2 separate regions of the Homo sapiens genome follow, and region 2 is linked to region 1. A link is a loop called in an ENCODE intact Hi-C map of the cell type or tissue named here. Cell type or tissue: A673. All regions are shown on one strand.

Region 1 (8,000 bases):
CTGCTATTGTTTTTCTAAGGTAGCAAGAAAAAAAGATTTACAAATGGGAATATGACAATTTTGATGTAAAAATATTTTCTCAGTGACCTCAGAAAACAAGTATTTTAATAAGGCAGATGGCAGCCCTTATTTGTAAACTTCTCTGGTGTTGGAATTTTTAGGAACAGCACCTGCCTGTTCTTATTGTATGTATATGTATACATATATGTAAAGCAGTTCGCCATTTTTACCAGTTCTAAGTGTACTGTTCAGTAGCACTAGGTACATTCACAGTTTTATAACCATCACCACCGTTTATCTCCAGAACTGTTTCTTCTCAAACTGAATTCTGTTCCCATTAAACAGTCCCCATTCCCCTCCCCAGCCCCTGCCCTCTACCATTCTGCTTTCTGTCTCTGAATTTGATTACCGTTGGTGCTTCGTGTAAGTGCAGTCATTTTGTCTTTTGACTGCTTATTTCATTCAGCATAAAGTGCTGGAGGGTTTTCCATGCTGTAGCATATGACAGAGTTACCTTCCTTTGTAAGGCTGAATAATATTTCATCATATGTATGTACAACATTGTGTGTTGATGGGAACTTGGGTTACTTTCACCTCTTGGCTATGTGAATAATGCTGCTAGGAGCATGGTTGTGTAAGTATTTGAGTCCTTGCTTTTCAGTTCTTTTCTGTATATACCCAGAAGTGGAATTGCTGGGTCAGATGGTGGTTCTGTGATTAAGTCTGGAGGAACTGCCACGTGGTTTTCCCCAGCGGCTGGACCATGTCGCATTCCCACAAGCAGTGCACAGGGTTCTGCTGCTTCTGTGTTCTCGCCAACTTGTTTTTTTTTTTCTTAAAGTAATAGCCATCCTGTTGGATGTGAAGTTGCTACTGTTTTTTGTAGTTGTTAATAATGATAATTTAAAAGGCAGTATTTTTTATTATAATAAATCGACTTGGGCAGAATTTTTTTCCGGCTGCTTGTTATGTTCCAGTTAATGTATAAAGTACTTTCCATTTGCAACTTCAGTTCTCCTCATAACCCTTGAAGACAAGTATTGCTGGGATATTAAGAAGGGGGTGGGTTGCAAGTACATGACATCCTTTAAAAAAATCCGTTCATGTGTAGAGCCCACTGAGAGCGCGGCACTGGCACCATGCTGAGGCGTGGAAATGTCAACTTGATAGACATCACTGTTAGGAGATGCAGTTTAGTCTGTGACTCAGTTGGATGGCACTGGCCTGCATGAGCCTTCCTGGAGACCTAGGGCTAGGGCAGGCCCGGTCCATCCTGTGAGCCCATCTCCTAGCCCAGCCCCACCAGTTGGAGAGATCTTTTTCCTGGGAACCAATGAGAGCAGCCCTGGGCCGAGAGGCCTGAGGTGGCGCCAGTGGACTTTCCAGGAGGACACTTGAGCCAGGGCAGAGGAAGGAGGACCTCGTTCGTTGCTCACCTTTGCCAAGGAGAGTTGAGGTTACAGAACTGCTAAGTGGGACGCACCTTTGGAGTAGGGACAGACGCTTGTTCCAGCTGGTCTTTCTGACTTTCTTTAATTCTTAAGTGAACTCCTCCTTTAAGTGTGAATCCTGGACTGACTCTGAACCACCACAGTAAGAGTGCAGGTGAGTGGGGTTTTACTTTTCATGTATTTCTCCTTGTGGATTTTTTAGAAGTAACCCAGAGCAAGGAAATTACGCTGAAAAGATGGGGTTTGTGGATCTCAAAATCCTCTCCAGTTGGAAGTGATTTTCAGACACATTTGAATGTCGTCAGTGTCATCTGCCGTGGGAATTTGTCTTGCAGTATGCTGTTACCCCTGATAGCCCACAGGAAGGCATCGTGAGCCCCCGCTTTTGAGTGGACTGTGGGCCCTTGAGCTGGCAGCAGCAGAGGACGCCCTCCAAAGGACCGGCAGGGCGTGTTTAGAAACATGGCTCTCATGAGGAACAGTGCTCTCACTTTGTTCTACCCGAAGCCACTACTCATGTCTTAGGCGTGTCTGAGCGTGTGTGCGTGCCCGGTTTCAACGTATGTGCGTGTACATGGTGTGTTGCCATCAAGGAGCTCTTTGCAGGGGCCACACGGAATCCATAGGTGTATTAGGGTGCTTTAGAGGGACAGAACTAATAGTATTCTCCTGTTAGTTATATATATAGATATAGATAGATATATAGATATGAAGGGAACTTTATTAAGGGGAGTTTATTATATATACATGTTATATATATATAAAGGGGAGATATATATATATCTACATATACATATATACATATACATCCCCCTATTGTGGGACCTTGTGATCATGTAAGTTAATACCTAATAAACTCCCTTTCATATATATATAGATATATATGTCTATATATATCTATATAGATATATATGTCTATATATATCTATATAGATATATATGTCTATATATATCTATATAGATATATATGTCTATATATATCTATATAGATATATATGTCTATATATATCTATATAGATATATATGTCTATATATATCTATATATAGATATATATGTCTATATATATCTATATATATGTCTATATATATATCTATATATATATCTATATATATAGATGTCTATATATCTATATATATAGATGTCTATATATCTATATATAGATATATATATCTATATATATAGATATATAGACATCTATATATATAGATATATATAGACATATATATATCTATATATATAGATATATATCTATATATATCTATATATAGATACATATCTATATATCTATATATATAGATACATATCTATATATATCTATATATAGATATATATCTCCCCTTTATATGTATATATATATGTATCTCCCCTTTATATATATATATAACATGTATATATAATAAACTCCCCTTAATAAACCCCTTGATATATCTATCTGTATCTATCTATATATACAGCTAATAGGAGAATATTATTAGTTCTGTCCCTCTATTACTTCTGTCCCTCTAAAGAACCCTCATACACCTATGGATTCATATATGTATGTATATGTGTACGTGTACGTATATGTGTATATGTATACAAGGTCCCACGATAGGCCATCTACAGGCTGAGGAGCAAGGAGAGCCAGTCCGAGTCTCAAAACTGAAGAAATTGGAGGCTGATGTTTGAGGGCAAGAAGCATCCAGCATGGGAGAAAGATGTAGGCTGGGAGGCTAGGTCAGTCTCGCCTTTTCACGTTTTTCTGCCTGCTTTATATTTGCTGGAAGCTGATTAGGTGGTGCCCAGCAGCTTAAGGGTGGGTCTGCCTTTCCCAGTTCACGGACTCAAATGTGAATCTCCTTTAGCAACACCCTCACAGACACACCCAGGATTAATGCTTTGTGTCCTTCAATCCAATCAAGTTGGCACTGAGTATTAACCATCACAATAGGGTTTGTGCCAAACTGAGACCTAAGTAACTTTGGAAAATTTCCCTTTTTTTCCTGTTTATTTTTTAAAATTCAAGAAATGTCATTTTTGAGCATATTAGTGATGCATTTGCTAAACTTTATCTGATGGTTGAACCAAAGGAATAACCTTCTGTCCCTGTTGTTCTCTAATTACCTAAGCATATTGTATGGAAAGTCATGCTAGTTTTATTTTAGTTTATTTATTTTTAATTTTATTTTACTATTTTATTTTGAGATGGAGTTTCACTCTTGTTGCCCAGGCTGGAGTGCAGTGATGCTCACTGCAACCTTTGCTTCCTGGGTTCAAGCGATTCTCCTGCCCCAGCCTCCCGAGTAGCTGGGATTATAGGCACGTGCCACCATGCCTGGCTAATTTTTGTATTTTTAGTAGAGATAGGGTTTTACCATGTTGGCAGGCTGGTCTTGAACTTCTGACCTCAAGTGATCCACCTGCCTCAGCCTCCCAAAGTGCTGGGATTACAGGCGTGAGCCACCACGCCCAGCCCAGTCTGAGTTTAACCGTGGGCATTTGAGGCAAGTGTGAAACCACATTTTTTACCGTGTTACTCTAGAGCAGTTAAGAATAAAACTCTAGGATCACAATTACATTCAGTACAGCAGACTTCCCTCTCACCTCTGGCTTTGCGTAATGTGGTTACAAGTACCTGCAGTCAACTGTGGTTCGAAACAGGTGAGAACAATACAGTAAGATATCTTGAGAGAAGAGACCACATTCACATAACTTTAGTTATAGTATATTGTTATAATTGTTCTATTTCATTATTAGTTGTTGTTAATCCATTATTGTACCTAATTTCCAGATTAAACACACATAGGTATGTATAGATGGGAAAACATAGTATATATAGGGTTGGTATATATACAGAGATATAGCTGCAGTTTCAGACATCCAGTGGGCAGTCTTGTGGGTACCCCCGTGGATAAGGGTGGGCGGCTATATTGCATTTTTTCCAGTAGTTTATGTGGCTTTCTGATTTTGGAATTAGGTTTCCTTTTTTGAAGAGTGTGTTAAATGTATTTTGATTTATAGTTAATTAGTGCTTGATTTTTCTGAAAACAAAATTGTGCCAGGTTCCAAACTTAGAGACTTCTCTGACCATCATGTTAGGATCATTTCTTTATTCATGAAAACACTGACTTCCTTTAAATTGAGGGTTTCTCTTCTGAATTATATTTTAATTTGATGTACAAATAGTTTTACTGAGTAAACAAGAACTGAAGTTTTTCTCTAAATGGCACTTTTTTAGGCTGTTTATCTCCAGATAAATTGACCAGATGGTCCAATTCACCTCTCCTGCTTCCCTGGGGAAGTGTAGCCATTGGTGGTTTGCCCTCTTGTGGTCGGAGATGGAATTGTTCTTGTCAAGGTTCACCGTTGTGTTGGTGCTTTTAACCTGTGGTGTAGGATTTCTTGTTTGAATAGTCCCTCTTTGAAGACAGATAAAATGTTCTAGGATTCTGTAATAACGATCTTTCTAATGCTTGTGTCAAAAGCATTGTATATTATTCCTGAATATGTACAGTACAGTCTTATGGAAGGTAAATAATTGTCACTTAGCATTTATTTTCTGTGCACCTTTTTTGGTTAGGTAAAACCCATGGATTTCTATAGCATTTTTTTTTTTTTTTTGAGACAGAGTCTTGCTCTGTTGCCCAGGCTGGAGTGCAGTGGCATAATCTCAGCTCACTGCAACCTCCACCTCCTGGGTTCAAGCGATTCTCCTACCCCAGCCTCCCAAGTAGCTGGGATTACAGGTGCCCGCCACCACGCCCGGCTAATTTGTGTATTTTTAGTAGAGACAGGGTTTCACCATGTCAGCCAGGCTGGCCTCGAACACCTGACCTTGTCATCTGCCCGCCTCAGCCTCCCAAAGTGCTGGGATTACAGGCATGAGCCACCGCAGCCAGCGTCTACAGCATTTTTTACAGGCTGATATGTATTTGTGTTTCACACCCACCCACCCACCCTCACTCTTACTCCCTTGCTTCAGAATTTCCTAAATTCAAGGGAGAAGTTAAGGAGAGAAGCAGCAAGGTCCATTCTGGAAGTGAGTGGTGATGGTGGTTGCTGTGATTGGATAGAAGTGGAGGCACTCAGCTGCATGTGGCACACACGGTTAGCAGCTGTGAGAACACACCTCGTGCTCTGTGTGCTTCCAAGACCAGTTTTCTGTGTGTGCATGTGGACTCAGGCTTTTTTAGATGATTATTTCTAATGTGCTGACTTTAGTCATTCTCCTATTTCTGGACAGCTTATTATCTGTTGTAAAGACATTTCTTTTAAATGCTGTTTTGGGGGCTGGTTAGCTTGAGATGATGACTGTCTGTGTTTGGCAGTGATGTGAGAGCTTAAATGGGACTGTCATTTGCTGATCCACAGATCTTTAACGACATTGCCACTTTTTAAGTTGGTCACTTTTAAATATTTTTTACTTATTTTTGACATAAAGCAACACGCAGCTGAATTTTGGATGTCGTTATTAATTTAGCTGTGGAGGAACAGTGTTTGATGTGAGTATAATCTGTGCGGGGAAAAGGACAAAAGTACCCCAGAACCTTGCCTTCCTTCGTGCCACTGGATGTGAGCTTGTGCTGTAGTCCTTCCTCCTCTCCGGTGAGGATTGGGTTTGGATGGGACACATGAGGCTGCATTACAGGATGGACCTCTCAGCACTATTGTTTCAAGATGTAATTGTTTTTAAACAAGAGAGAAGAACATAAATTAGAAGATATGGGCCCCCCGAGGCAGGCGTAGGGAGCGTATTATAGCATTATGTACAAAGGGGTCTTGGAGTAGATGGTTTGGAAATGTTTCTGGCGTGTGAAAGTGAATATTTTCCTAGATTGGTATACCGAGCATGTCCTCACTGCAATGTGGCTGCCTCCCGTTGTCGGTGATGATTACACATCTTCCGTTTCAGGAGCACGTCCCATAGACCAGCTGACTTAGAGTAATTAGGGGTCAGGTTGTTAGTCTTCCAGTATTAGAGCTTCTCTTTTTTAAAAAAGTTTTATTTGCATTTATGCTTAAGTAATTGTATTACTTACATGCCACATGCTTGTAGCATGTGATAGCCAGTAGACGGAAGAGCTCATGTGGGGAAGAGCACAGGCCACCCACTCCCACAGCCCTGATCCAGGGAGAGGCGTTACTCACCTCCTCTCCTCTCCTACGTAGCTGCCTCGCAACTCTTCACAGTATGCAGAGACTTCTCTGCTTAGATTTATAGGGCGTATCTCACTTTATTGCACTTTGCTTGTTTTTTTGTTTTTTTTTTTTTCTCTTACAAATGGAAGGCTTGTGGCAACACTGTTGGTGCCATTTTTCCAGCACCATGTGCCCACTTGTCCCAGTGCTTCATTTGGGTAATTCTTGCACGATTTCACAGCTTTTCATTATTGTATCCGTTATGGTGATCTGTGATCAGGGACCTTTGGTGTTACTGTTAGAATTGTTTTGGGGTGCCATGAACCATGCCCATGTAAGATGGCAGACTTAATTGATAAATGTTGTGTGTATTCTGACTGCCCTACTGACCGGGAATTCCCCATGTTTTTCCCCAGGCCACTCATTCCCTGAGACACAAAAATACTGAAATTAAACCAGTTTATAACCTTACTATGGCCTCTTAAGTGTTCAAATGAAAGGAAGAGTTGCATGTCTCTCACTTTAAATAAAAAGCTAGAAACGATTAACCTTAGTGAGGAAGGCATGTAGAAAGGTGAGACAGGCTGAAAGCTAGGCCTGTTGCACCAGTCAGTCGTGAATACAAATGAAAAGCTCTTGAAGGAAATTATAAGTGCTACTCCAGTGAACACATGAATGATAAGCAATGAAACCACCTTATTGCTGATATGGAGAAAGTTTGAGTGGTGTGGATAGAAGATCAAACCAGCCACAACATTTCCTTAAGGGCAAAGCCTAATCTCTTCAATTCTATGAAGACTGAGAGGTGAGGAAGCTGCAGAAAAAGAGTTTGAAGCTAATGGAGGTTAGTGCATGAGGTTGAAGGAAAGAAGCCGTCTCCAGAACATGATGAAAGTGCAGGGTGAAGCAGCACGTGCTGACGGAGAAGCTGCAGCAAGTCATCCAGAAGATCTAGCTGACATCATCGGTGAAGGTGGCCACACCAACAGGCTGACTCTCTGGTCTGGGGTTAATGTAGCTGGTGACTGAGTTGAAGCCAATTCTCATTTACCATTCTGAAAATCCTAGTACCCTTAAGAATTATGCTTAACCAACTTTGCCTCTCTGCGCTGTAAGTTAGAACAACAAAGCCTGGATGGTGGCACATCTGCTTGTGTCATGGTTTGCTGAATATTTTAAGCCCACTTTAGAGACCTCCCACTCAGGAAAAAAAGATTCCCTTGAGCATGTTACTGCTTATTGACAGTGTACCTAATCACCCAAGAGCTTTGAGGGAGACATACAAAGAAATTAATGTTGTTTTCATGCTGCTAACACAGCATCCATACTGCAGCTCATGGGTCAAGGATTAATTTAGATTTTTGGGTCTTAGCATTTAAGGAATACATTTTGTAAGGCCATAAATAGTGGTTCCTCTAATGGATCTAGGC
Region 2 (8,000 bases), 630 kb before region 1:
TTTTAAATTGAACTTTATCAGAACTAAAACTTTTTGCTCTGTGAAACACCCTATTGAATGAAAATATAAGCTGTAGAGTGGGAGAAATATTTACCAACCACATAGCTGGCAACTGACTAGTGCTTAGAATATATAAAGAACTCTCAAAATTTAACAGTTAAAAAAAACCACACAATCCAATTAGATGATGGGCAAAAAAAAAAAATGAGCATATATTTCACCAAAGAGGATATATGGATGACAAAGACATGAAAGAATATTCAACATCACTAGCCATTAGGGAGACACAAATTAAAACCACAATGTGATATAACTACATATCTACCAACCAGAATCGCTAAAATTAAAAGTGACAATATCAAATGCTGATGAGGATTTTGAGTAACTGGATCTCTCATACATTTCTGGCAGGAATGTAAAACGGTGCAGCTACTTTAAAAAACAGTTTGGCAGTTTCTTAAAAACAAAACCAAAAACTAAATATGCAACCACCACATGACCAGCCATTGCACTCCTGGGCGTGATCCTAGAGAACTGAAGACATGTTCACATGATAACTACACATACATGCTTGCATCAGCTTTAATCATACTAGCCCAATGCTAGAGATAACACAGATGCTCTTCAATGACTGAATGGTTAAACAAATTCTGGCCTATCCATACCATGGAATACTTACTGCTCAGCAGAGAAGGGAATCAAACTGTTGACACAGGCAGCAACCCGGATGAACCTCCAGAGAATCACACTGAGCTGGAGGGAAAATAAAGCAATTCCAAAGGTTACATACTGTAGATTCCATTTCTATAACATTCTGGAAATGACAAAATTATAGCAATGGAAAACAGTTCCATGGTTGCCAGGGGTTAAGGAGAGGGTTGGGGTGAAAGGGAAGTGAGTATGGCTACAGAAGGTCAATATCAAGGATCCTTGTGCTGACAGAAAGTTTGTAAATTTGGCCTGTAACAATGTCACCATTCTGGTTGCCATCTTGTACTGTAGTTTTGCAAGATGCTATCATTGGAGGAAACTAGGTGAAGAGCATTTGAGCTGTTTCTGTATTATTTCTTTTAACTGCATGTGATTCTATAATTATCTCCAGTAGTTTTAGAAAAAAGTCGTGGTGAGAGGCAAAGAGAATGATGTATGTAAATTCCTCAGCACAATGCCTGGCAGGTAGGAGGGACTTTAGTGCTATCACTGAAAAGTCCTGGGCAAGCCAGGACAGCTGGTCACCCACAGGGCAGGTCCAGAATTCGCTCACTCAGTGTCGCCAAGGACTCAGGTTTTCCACCTTCCCGCCCTGCCCTCCTTGGAATGCTGGCTCATGTTCAAGTCGGATGCCCTCAGGGTTACGGGGCAGCTTTTCCAGTTCCAGGCTTCATGTGCACACTGGTCCCCATGTCTCTCACCTCTCTCTAAGAGCAAAGAAACCACTCCTGGAGGCTTCCCTCCCTCACAGCTTGGTGGCTATGGTTGCTACAGTGATGATAAAAAGCCACTCGTTCATCACAATCAGCAAGGGAAATGGGACCGCAGTGCTGAGGTTGGGCCCGTCTGGATTTACCTCCAGACCCGGAGGAGAACCAGCCTTCCTGCGTCAAGTGGCAGAATTCTATCTATGCCAGCCAGTATGAAGGTTTTGGGTGGCCCCCCAGAGCTGTTCTTCCTCCTTTCTCAGGACTCCAATGGCCTAACATGCGTGGCTCTGGGCACCTGAGTTGTGTTTCCTGGACCCGCCAGATCTAAGCGGGTCAACACCAGAAACTGCGCGTGTTCATGTGGTTATCCTCCAGCATCTTGCAGGTGCCCCGTGCATGTAAAGCATAGTCACATATTTGCTTAAATGAATTCAGTAGCCTTCAACCTATTGATTCTGCCTCTCAAATGTCTAATTAAATCTATACCCACAACCATATCACGATGGTCCACATTAGAAACTTCATCAGGCGCCAAGCTGGCTACCTAGAGTGTCTCTTAATTTCCGCAGATGCAGAGCTGCAAATGTTTCTTGCTCTTCTGAGCACTCCTACATTTGATTTATTCATTTGGCATTTTGAAGTGAAGGCAAGACAGTGTTATTGTTAACTCCGTGCTTTTCTTTAAAATGTTTCTTTGCTGGCTGGGGGTGGCGGTTCATGCCTGTCATCACAGCACTTTGGAAGGCTGAGGAAGGATTACCTGAGGCCAGGCGTTCAAGACCAGTCTGGGCAACATACTGAGACCCTATCTCTACAAATCAAATAAAATAGGTCAGGCGCCATGGCTCACGCCTGTAATCCCAGCACCTTGGGAGGCCGAGGCAGGCGGATCACCCGAGGTCGGGAGTTCAAGACCAGCCTGACCAACATGGAGAAACCCTGTCTCTACTAAAAATACAAAAATTAGCCAGGTGTGGTGGTGCATGCCTGTAATCCCAGCTACTTGGGAGGCTGAGGCAGGAGAATCGCTTGAACCTGGGAGGCAGAAGCTGTGGTGAGCCGAGATCACGCCATTGCACCCCAGCCTGGGCAACAAGAGCAATACTCTGTCTCAAAAAAAATAAATAAATAAAATGAAAAAAGACAAGTAAAATAAAATAGCCAGGCGTGGTGGGGTGCCATCTGTGGTCCCAGCTACTTGGGAGGCTCAATGGGAGGATCACCTGCGCCCTGGAGTTCAAGGCTGTGGTGAGCCAAGATCACACCACTGCACTCCAGCCTGGGTGACATAATAAGATCCCATTTCAAAAAAACAGATAAAATAAAAATATTTATTTGTGATCCATCTAAACCTATATGAATTTCTGTACTCTTATTTATGTTTTCTTTTGTTTTTATTTTTATGTACTTATTTATTTATTTTTAAAAACAGGGGGCCTCATTCTGTCGCCCAGGCTGGAGTGCAGTCACTGCAGCTTCAGACTCCTGGGTCTAAGCAATCCTACAATTTCAACCTCCGGAGTAGCTGGGACTAAGGCGCACGCCACCACACCCAGCTAACTTTTTAAGATTTTTTTTGTAGTGATGGGGTCTCGCTATATTGCCCAGGCTGGTCTCTAAATCCTGGGCTCAAGCAATCCTCCTGCCTTGGCTTCCCAAAGTGCTGGGATCATAGGCATGAGCCATCATGCTCGGTTTATTCATGTTTCTAATTGTCCTCCCATCTTCTAGAGGGAAGTTAATATAACTTTGATATTTGAATTTTTACTTCGTGATTCATGTGGCATACTGAGTATGAAAATCATCTTCCTCCCTAAAGGCCATCGTTTTTTCTCCCCATGAACATTTATGCCAAATACTGTTTTGAATTTAATATTTCCACATCCCCTAAGCAGAACCCAGTCTGACTTCTCTCTCTTTTTTTTTTTCCCTGCCTCTGAGTCTACTATGAGAAATGATTCTGACTCATAAAATTGATGTATCTATAGAACAAATGGCAGTTGTGGCCCCTCCTGAAGATGACTCTTTGGGTTTCCACACTTTCTGGATTGGACTTGAATTCCTTGGTGTCATTTTCAGGGCCTCCTGCGGCTTTGCCCCACATATGCCTCAGACCCATGCAAATCAAGTCCTGGATTTTCTGGCTATTTTTACTCTAACACAGAATATAAATGTTAGACATAAGCCTTTAACAACGCCCAGCGATATTACTTCCGTCAAGAAGGAAAGATTGAACGAAACAATGGAGAATCAACAATCCCAGGCTGGGCGCGGTGGCTCACGCCTGTAATCCCACCACTCTGGGAGGCCGAAGCGGGCAGATCACCTGAGGTCAGGAGTTCGAGACCAGCCTGGCCAACAAGGCGAAACCCCACCTCTATTAAAAAATACAAAAACTAGCTGGGTGTGGTGGCATGTGCCTGTAATCCCAGCTACTCAGGAGGCTGAGACAGGAGAATTGCTTGAACCCGGGAGGTGGAGGTTGCAGTGAGCCAAGATCGCATCCCTGCACTCCAGCCTGGGTGACAGAGCAAAACTCCTTCTCAAAAAAAAAAAAAAAAAAAAAAAATTCCCAAAGGTCTATGATCCTTTCATTAATAAGATAGAATTACATAATTCTTTATTGGTTTAAGTTTTATCTTCATCAGAAGTTCTACTTGAAGGATCAGACCTAAATACAAACCATCTGATAATGACAGCTCTGGGCTAAACTGCAGGGCCCCTGGAACAGAATGTCATCTGAAGGAACTCAAGTTGGGGACATTTCCCAACACAGTCATCCTAGAGACAGTAGAGGGCACTACAGGCAAATATTAAACTAAAAAGTAAATGTCCCGTCAGGAAACAACTTGGAGTATTAGGTGTCGTACGTAATACAACAATGTAAAATTTCTCATGCTCAAAGCTAAATGAGTGTTTTCTGTTTAAGTTCTTAATGTTCTAGAGCTCTACTATTCAATATGGCAGACACCAACCACACATGCGTATTTAAATTTAAATTAATGAAAATGTAATAAAATTTAAAATTCAGCTCTTCAGTTGTACCAGCCACATTTCTTGTGCTCAACAGATATGTGGCTAGTGGCTACTATATAGGACAGTGCGGGCACAGAACATTTCCTTCATCACAGAAAGTTCTAGTAGACAGCACTGCTGAAGTCTCAGTTTCCATTATATATTACAATAGAAGGGGATTAGAATATGCCGCCTCAAGATATGCCACTTTGGCATAAAGATTATTTTGAACTGGAAGGCAATTGAGAAAAAGTAGACACAGGAAAGGCTCTCTGCCCTCCCCTCTCTGCCTAAAAGCCGGGCATAAATTTCTGTCATGGGGGTGTCCCCATCTCTCATACCGGGAAGGGAAGAACAACATCATCACTGACAATGGAGATGGCACCAGGATGCGTCTGCGTAAACTAGCTTTACTAAATAACCCTATAACCCTTCCCTTCTGTTCATTTTCCTCATATGCTCCTTTCCACAGTTTACCACCTCTAGAAGCCCAAACTCTTTTTCCTTGGTCTTGTCCTGTCTCCACAATTTATAGCCCTTTGTTAAAAGGGCATAGAACCCCAGCCCCACGGTTTTTGTTGTTTGGTTTTTTGTGGGTTGTTTTTTGTTTGTTTTTCATTTTTTGTTTTTTTTTTTTTTGAGACAGAGTCTTGCTCTGTCACCAGGCTGGAGTGCAGTGGCATAATCTTGGCTCATTGCAACCTCTGCCTCCTGAGTTCAAGCAATTCTCCTGCCTCAGTCTCCTGAGTAGCTGGGATTACAGGTGCATGCCACATGCCTGGCTGATTTTTGTATTTTTAGAAGATGGGGTTTCACCATGTTGGCCAGGCTGGTCTCGAACTCCTGACCTCAGGTGATCTGTCCACCTCAGACTCCCAAAGCGCTGGGATTACAGGCATGAGCCACCGCGGCTGGCCCCCAGCCCCATGTTTAACTGCTCCTGTGGGTCTTCATTTCTTTCCTGTGAAGTCCTCCATGCACACAAAAAATTAAAACTTATTAAAATATTAACATGAAGGCCAGGTGCAGTGGCTCACGCCCGTAATTCCAACAGTTTGGGAGGCCAAGGCCAGCGGATCACTTGAGGTCAGGAGTTTGAGACCAGCCTGGCCAACATGGTGAAACCCCATCTCTACTAAAAATACAAAAATTAGGTAGGCGTGGTGGCGCATGCCTGTAATCCCAGCTACTTGGGAGGCCGAGGCAGGAGAATCGCTTGAACCCAGGAGGCAGAGGTTGTAGTGGGCCAAGATCATGCCACTGTACTGCAGCCTGGGTGACAGAACAAGACTCTGTCTCAAAAAAAAAAATTAACATAAAATATAATTTATATGCCTTTCCTCCTATTAATCTGTCTTTTGGCCGGGCGCAGTGGCTCACGCCTGTAATCCCAGCCCTTTGGGTGGCTGAGGCGGGCAGATCACCTAATGTCAGGAGTTTGAGACCAGCCTGGCCAACATGGTGAAATCCCCGTCTCTACTGAAAATACAAAAATCAGCCAGGTGTGGTGGCATATGCCTGTAATCCCAGCTACTCAGGAGGCTGAGGCAGGAGAATCACTTGAACCCGGGAGGCAGAGGTTGCAGTGAGCTGAGATTGCGTGACTGCACTACAGCCTGGGCAATAGAGCAAGACTCCACCTCAAAAAAAGAGAAAAAAAGAATCTATCTTTTATCAGTGTGATTCACAGGCCCCAGCTACAGTACCTAAGAAGACAGAGGAAACCATTTTTTTTCCTGCCCTACACAATTCACTAAGAGTAACTGAGAAATAGGAACTATTCTAGCATGGAGGCTGCACTCCTCAGCTTATGGAGACTGTCATGTATACCAATGACATCTGTGGAAATGAAGTCACCTGGCTTCTAATCAGGTGAAGTCACCTAGCCACCCTTCTCTAATTTTCACTTTGGAGAAAAACTTAACAAAAGGTACAGGGGAGATATTTGTCTCTGTATCATTTACAACTTGCTGTATACAAATTACAGACTACTGAGAATCCTCGAGAACATTACTATGCATCTTAAGAGAGCTTTTTAATTATTTATTATTTTTTAGGAACAGGGTTTAGCTCGGTTGCCCAGGCTGGAGTGCAGTGGCATATTCCTAGCTCACTGTAAATATAAACTCCTGGATTCAAGTGATCCTGTTATCTATCTCAACCTCCTGAGGAACCAGGACTACAGGCACGTTGCCACCATGCCAGGCTAATTTTTACATTTTTTGTACAGATGCAGTCTTGCTATGTTGTCCAGGCTGGTCTTGAACTCCTGACCTCAAACAATCCTACTGCCTCAGGCTCTCAAAGTTCTGGCCCTGGCTCTCATCTTAGAAAGCTTTAAAACAATATTTTAAAAGCTACAAACTGGCTGGGTATGGTGGCTCATGACTATAATCCCAGCACTTTGGGAGGCTGAGGTGGATGGATTGCTTCAGTCCAGGAGTTTGAGACCAGCCTGAGCAACATAGTGAAACCTAGTCTCTACTAAAAAAGAACAAAAATTAGCCGGGCATGGTGGTTGAGGCTTGTGGTGCTAGGATTATAGGCATGAGCCACTCGGGAGGCTGAGGTGGGAAGATCACTTGGGCCTGGGAGGTGGAGGTTGCAGTGAGCCATGTTCACACCACTGCAGTCCAGACAGGTGATAGAGCAAGACCCCATCTCAAACAAACAAACAAAAAAGCTACAAACTAAATAAAGGTTAAATATAAGCAAATATATTACTATACCAAACACACGTCTCTAGAGCTTAGAGAAACATTGAAGTTTATCTAATCCAAATATTTCATTTTTTGATGATAAAAAAACTCTGTGAACCAAAAAGTTTAAGTAACTCTCTTAAATTCTTAAAGCTTAGGAATTGGAACTTTAAATCCAAACTCAACCTGGTGCTTTTTCCTTTAGGTTATGATTCTATTAGAGGTTTTTATTGAAAATGTGGGCCTTCTAGATTCTTTGAGATTGGAGCTCTGAAGAAAAGCCTGTCACTTCATGTATTATGATTGATATGTAATACAGAAGTGCACACACACAGCTGTGTTTCGCTCCCTCTCAGTCTGACTTTCTGAACTGCATAGGGATCAGAAAGGTGAATTCCATGCTCTCAGATCCTCTGGTTCAATGTGGCTTGTTTTGGTAAATGCAGGGAGAATGGATGGGAAAAAATCGATGGAGAAATACATGTCTCCATCCAAATGTGAGTTTGATGTAGGAGAAAATGAACAAGAATACCCCGACAGCACCACATGCACGTGTGAGGAACATGGGAAGGGCCGGGGTCGTCTGAGATGCTGATAACGAGCTTGCTCCCCGGCCCCCCACGCTGACCTGCGGAGCTGCAGTGGGAGTGAAGTTGCAGAGGCAGCTCTGTGCTCCTCCAGGGGTCCTGCCTGTATCTCCCCCACCGCCCCTGAGGGTGCTGCCGCTGCTGCAACCGGCAGCTGAGAGAGAAGGCTGAGGAGAGAAGCGTCCCAGCCATGGTCAAGCAGATCAATAACTGCATCAACATTTTCGCTGATCATTTGTGCTTTTGAAAAATATGCTGAATCATGGCAATCACTTAGA

The links. Peaks named below come from ENCODE experiments on the same cell type or tissue, not always from the same donor. Only the 100,000 strongest peaks of a DNase experiment are listed, where the experiment ranks them.
Region 2: a loop joins it to region 1, with 7 times the contacts of the local background. A loop is called at or near these places in 6 of 110 quality-filtered maps.

Annotation. Positions count from the first base shown.
Region 1 is chr13:111,218,823-111,226,822 of GRCh38, forward strand. The region is part of intron 5 of ARHGEF7 (Rho guanine nucleotide exchange factor 7); the gene reads left to right. Among named protein-coding and RNA genes, the nearest start is that of ARHGEF7-AS1, 74 kb to the left of the region's middle. In A673, a CTCF peak has its summit at 4,767 (motif pointing left); a DNase peak (open chromatin) is centred at 4,739.
Region 2 is chr13:110,589,457-110,597,456 of GRCh38, forward strand. No RefSeq gene overlaps it. Among named protein-coding and RNA genes, the nearest start is that of NAXD, 22 kb to the right of the region's middle. In A673, a CTCF peak has its summit at 4,206 (motif pointing right); a DNase peak (open chromatin) is centred at 4,215.